2 separate regions of the Homo sapiens genome follow, and region 2 is linked to region 1. Evidence: chromatin loops called from intact Hi-C (ENCODE). Cell type or tissue: Calu3. All regions are shown on one strand. Each heading gives the region's core, and the rest is flanking DNA. Links, peaks and the distances in the headings are about the cores only.

Region 1 (2,933 bases), core at 160-2,659:
TATGTCATAACTTTTTCATTCTGAAAGTTAATTTGCTACTTCTTTAAAAAGAGTATTCAAATAATTAATGGAACATTCTTATATTTTGGAGTTATTTTCATTCTTTCTGAATTTTCCTTAGTTTAACTGATTATGTTCAAATCCATGCACCGTAGTAGGCCAATGTTTCTCAAGGTGTGATTCCTAGATCGACAGCAATTTTTTTTAACACGCAAAGTGTTGGGCTCCACCTCAGATCTACAAAACTAACAGTTCTGGGGCTGGGGCCCACCAGTCTGTCTTAACAAGCCGTTCAGGTGATGCGGGTGCCCACTGGGCTTTGAGGGTATTAATATGGGTGGTAGCCAATTACATAGAAGTATTTAATTTTTATGTGCTAAAGTTAAAGTTCAACTCAATTTTGAAATTAAGGCTTTATTTACAATACACGTCAACTCAGATGTCATCTGGTGCCCTTTCTTGGGAAGATAAAGAGCTTATTTCAGATAGAGCCTTATCCTTTACTGTAGAATTATCAACACGACCATAACTATACTTTCTCAGTTGGACAGCTTTATAAAAATGTTTAATTAACATGTCATAATGTGTGATTAGCATTTTGCATATGACAGGTACTGTTCTAAAGTATTTACATATTTGAACTCATTTTTATCTTCATGACTTCACAGGTATTAGTACTCTATTGTATTTATGTATCTATATCAGACAATATTTTATCACAGTAAATGAGGTATTCCTATACATTAAAGAAAAAGGTAAGAAATATCGATTTGTTTAGAAATAGGTAATATAAATAATTCAGACATTATTTCCCTCTCTTTCTACCGGTATTTAAAATGTTAAACTAGAAAACTGGTTGTTAAGTCCTAAGTATTATAACAAGATTATTTTATCATACTTTGTTAACGTTTGAAAAACACTTACCCCTTCTAAATTAGGAAAAAAAAAACTATATAATTTACAAAAACTTACATCAAAGAAAGTCAATAATTATTATAATAAGGCCACAATTTAGAAGTGAAAGAAGGAGTGTAAACTAAGTAATACATACATAATACATGCTAAAGCTTGAAAACTGCCTTTGAGGAAAAAATATCTTGACTGTAGGATGCTTTCTGTAAGGCAGTTTATATTACTTTGAAACACTTCCATCTAGTGGTTGAGATTTTAACTACATCTTTTATTAAAACAGTATGCTTTTTATTATTACTATTATTATTATCCACTGTTTAATCAAAAAAAGTGTTGGAAATTTAAAATTTTATTTTAAAGCATAGTTGATTCTCATACTCTATGCAAGAATTCACATTTTTTATAATATGAACATTTTTCCTATGAAATTATAGTCATATATTATAAACATTTTAATTCATTATAATTATTCAAATGCATATTGTACTGCAGTTAACTTCATTGTTTTTAAGATACTGACATTTAGCAAAGAAATTTTTTGTACTGATTCTTATAACTGGAATTACTGATTTACATGTCATGTTATTGTTTTATAAAACATTAATAATGACTTTCTTTCCCTAAAAGGAAAAAAGAAAGGGCTTGGCATCAGCTGTAAAAGAAAAATCTTTTTTTTTTTTTGGCAGTTTGATCAGTTCTGCTGTGAGCAGCTTTATGTGTTTATGCACTATACAAGGCTTTTTGGTGGAGGCAACTGTATATTCTAAATATATGAGTATTTTTTAAAAACTCGAGCCAATAGGTTTTGATAAGATTAATTTGGCTTTTTCTTATTATGATTTATTGTATTTTTCCATTTAGTGCTTTAGTTCATTCATCTACCTAAAAATTTAGCATCTGTTATATTCTGGAGCCAATTCTAGGTATGAAAGCAGTGAGCAAGACAAAGTCATTCTCATAGAGCTTAAATTGTAATAAGAACAGAGAAGAAAAAAAATAAGAATACAAATTCATGTAGTAATGATTGCTATGAAGAAATTAAAAGGAATAATATCACAGAGCCTGGCTATTTTAGAGTTGGTAATTAGAAATGTCTTCTCTGACGTAGTGACCTTCAAACAGAGACTTAAATGGTGATAAGTGAGCTCACACAAAATTTGGGGAAAGATTCCAGGCAGAAGGAACAGCAATTGCAAGTGCCCTGAGGCAAGAAAGAGATTTGGTGGGCTCTGGAAATACATAGAAGGGCAGCGTGGCACAAGCTTTGCTTTTGGGGGAAGAATATATGAGCCAAGGTCATAAGGTAGGCAGAGCTAGCTAATATACAGCCATGTGGTTAGACATTTGGGATTGTGGCTAAATTTACTGAGAAACCACTAATACAATCTGACTTATATTTACAGATTTCCCTGGTATTGTTTTATAGGTTGGAGAAAGGGACAAGAATGAAGGAAGGCTAGTAACAGGAAAAAGATTCCTTTGGCTTAGCCCAGGATGGTAGCAATGACTGTGGAGAAAAATGAATAGATTTAAACTGTATTTTGGAGTTAGCACTGTAAGAGACTATGGGTTGGTTGTAGGACAATGAGGAAAGAGTGGATTCAAGAATGATCCTAAAGCTTTTGGCTTGAGTTACTGGGTGGATGGTGGAGTCATTTATTAAGATGAAAAACACAAGGGGTAAGAACAGTTTTTGGGGTGCAGATAGAGACTTCTTTCATGCATCTAGACTGACATTCTCTCAAATGTATTAATTATTTTGAATATCTCTCCTTGTGACTTTTATTCTTTTATTTAGTAAACATTTAATAAATGCCCAGCAGATACAAGACATTGTGCTAGGCAGATGGTATTTCCAGTGAAAATGAAGGTGCATCTCCTGCCCTCATAAAACTTTTAGACTAATAGGATAAATAGAGATGGTAATCAAATAACCATGTAATAAAAGTAAAACTTCAGCAGTGGTCCATGCTAAAAATCAAAGGTACATAACACCATGACACATTAAAATAAGATGATTT
Region 2 (2,933 bases), core at 288-2,787, 220 kb before region 1:
GCCTGTGCTCAGAAAGACAAAACATCCCCAATGTGACTTCAGCTCAAGCCTTTTTGTTTTTTTCTTGAAAAATTCACTGTTTTTCTTAGAGGTACACAAAGAGCCCTTTCCTCCAAGAACACATCCTGATTAGGATGTTTTCAAATTATAGGAACAAACTACATTCTGATTTCTAACACCTCCTGAACATTTTACAATTTACATTAATTAGAGAAACTAGGTGGTGTTCTAACAGGTACATTAATCTGACTCTTCCTTGGAGTGAATCAAGTAATTAAGATTAAGGTTATTGTCAAAATAGGGAAGGAAGTCTTCCCTATGCCGAATTACATCTCTGTTTGTGATTAACCTTCTTCCCAACAGGTTTTTATAAAACAAAGAAAATGGGTCTCTGAATAAGAGTGTTTTTCCATCCTCTACTGATTTGGAGCCTCTGTTGGGACAAGTATTATACAGTGTTATCTGCTGTTCAGAGTTGGAAAGAAAAAAAGTGACAATCCTATTAACAAGAAAGGGTAACTCAAAGCTTCTTCTATTGGGAAGTTCATATTAAGCAATTCCAGGCATGCAATCATTTTTAAATTAATTCACAAAGGCGGCCCAAGTGTATTATACTTGCTATTATAGTCTTTCTGTGTCTATTACTGAATATACTTGACCACCACCTTTTGCTTCTTTCTTTTACCAGAAAGGAAATTCAATGCAACTTTAATGTCAACTAAAACTTTAAAATTTCCCCTAAATTTTAAACACCAGTTGTTGAAAACTAGAACAATCATCTACACTTTAACCAGTGCCATATCAGAGGCAGATGGACACATTGGTTAAGATTTCAGGCTTTGGAGTAGATCATTGGATTACACTACAAGCTCTGTTATTAACCAATTGTGTGATGTTGATTAATCTCTTAGGGTGTTTATTTCCTCTTCTAGGAAAAGAATGACAATAATAAATACTACTTACTTGATAGGCCGCTTGCAAGAAATGAGATGGTGAACATGAAATAATGTTGTATGTTTTGAGATTTAAAAAAATGCGTTAATGAACACAGTTGTCTCACAAAACGTAATTTTATCATTGTTGTTTGATAACATTTGTCTCCTTTATGTGTGTGTAGAGAGTGGTCTCGCTCACTAAATAGATAGACCCAATCCTATGATTAGAAACACTATATTATTTCTGAAATCTTTAAAGAAGTTTCATGCCACCCTTCTGGAAATGCGTATCTAGTGTTACACTTTCTCACATCAATAAATCCTGGATTGACTGAGTGACATGTGAAGAAAGGAAGTCCTTAAGCGCCACCTGGTGGTACATTCTTGATTTGGCTTCTATCTCGGCTACCAACGCTTTCACAAATCCCACAGGATCATGTGGAATGAAGTCTTGGCCTATTAAGTTAATTAAGCACTACTCGGCACCATGGTGTGTATGACCCAATCTAAGAATTTTCATGATCCAAAAATGAGACTAAATTTGGAGTAACGTCTCTCCTTTAACTGTGAATTGAGTCACGGCCAAACTCATTAGAATGATTTTAGATTATGTGATTTCTGGGTTAGGTACTCCAAAATTAACTTACAAATTGGATGTTCACAAAATCTAAAACACTTATCCACCGATAATTAAAATTTAAATAAAATTTTTGCATTAATGCCAGCCAACACTCTCTCCGCCAAACTATGGATTGGACTTTCTCACCAGCATTTGTCCTAAACCGAAGCACAGCACGTTATGAGGCCATTAACATTGTTATTTTCCCCACTTACTTTTTTTTCCCATGGCTTTCAAGATTCTGCATATGCAATAGTTCTTTCCTAGTACTGCAAGCCAGCTGTGACATAGTGACAAGATGCAGCCAAGTGGATCGATAATAATAATAATCCAGCTACCATGTCGGCAGGAGCCATAAGTTTCACTGACTTTAGTGGGTAATTTGTGTACTTTGGGCAATGTGGCCACATATGTTTGGGACTAGCAGGGAAAAGATGTCAGTATGTCAATTAATGCAGGTGGTGGCAGCCAATTAGTGGAATTAGAATAACCTAGTTCAGAGATTCGTATTTCCAAACTCTCAAATGTTTTACTAGCACTGCCTTTGGATGTGCTATCCTTTGAGTAGGAAGTTCTCACCATAAATAGATAGCTCTCCTGTGGCCCAATTAAGTCACCTCCTTAACCTTTATTTTTTTAAATAAGTGGGTTGATTTTAATTATAGCCTTTTAGCACCTACATAGGAACCTGGTTTGTTATCTTACTTAGAAAATTTATGAGTGTGTAAGAATGTGGTTTCACTAAGGTAAGTCTCATTTGGAAACTGTCCAGAGAAACTGATTATGTCAACTAGCATTATGGCTCATAATCTCTCCCATCCATTCCTTCTCTCCATTCCCAAGGCTACTACCTTGGTTTAGACTCTCATTATTTCTTCGAGCTAGCTCAAGCATCCCTTAGCTAGTCTCGCAAATATCTATCTACTAACATCTCTCACGTTGTGTGGCCAGGACAAACTTCTTGAAACAAACTTCATGTGCTGTCATTTCCCCACTCAAAATTTTTATATACACACACATAAATGTATATGTACATATATATGCATATATTTGTGTACACATTTCTTCATTATTTGAAATATTTCATTTCAAATATTTTTATTAGAATAAGTTGACCTTTTCTCATCAATATTTTTCTACTATTGATAGGGTACAAATATGAAAACACATACATATACATAAATGCATAATATTTAAAAAAATTAAATCCTTGTTCTGATATTCAAGGTCTACTATTGCTTGGTCCTTTCTATCTTTCCAGCTTTGCTGTTACCACAGTATTCCCTTCATACTCTCAAATTCTCTTAATCATTGTTTCTAGACTGTAACATATTAAGAGAAAACATTTAGGCTTTGAAACAAGCAGACCTGGATTTAAA

What was found. Hi-C counts contacts between places; a loop is a spot of excess contacts. Peaks named below come from ENCODE experiments on the same cell type or tissue, not always from the same donor. Only the 100,000 strongest peaks of a DNase experiment are listed, where the experiment ranks them.
Region 2: it touches region 1 in a loop (4-fold over the local background); 4 of 110 quality-filtered maps call a loop at or near these places.

The regions. Positions count from the first base shown.
Region 1 is chr3:412,476-415,408 of GRCh38, reverse strand. No RefSeq gene overlaps it. Among named protein-coding and RNA genes, the nearest start is that of CHL1-AS1, 28 kb to the right of the region's middle. In Calu3, for the core only: a CTCF peak has its summit at 1,130 (motif pointing left); no DNase peak of the experiment used is centred there.
Region 2 is chr3:631,148-634,080 of GRCh38, reverse strand. All of the region lies in intron 1 of LINC01266 (long intergenic non-protein coding RNA 1266), which reads right to left. Among named protein-coding and RNA genes, the nearest start is that of LINC01266, 41 kb to the right of the region's middle. In Calu3, for the core only: a CTCF peak has its summit at 1,333 (motif pointing left); a DNase peak (open chromatin) is centred at 1,310.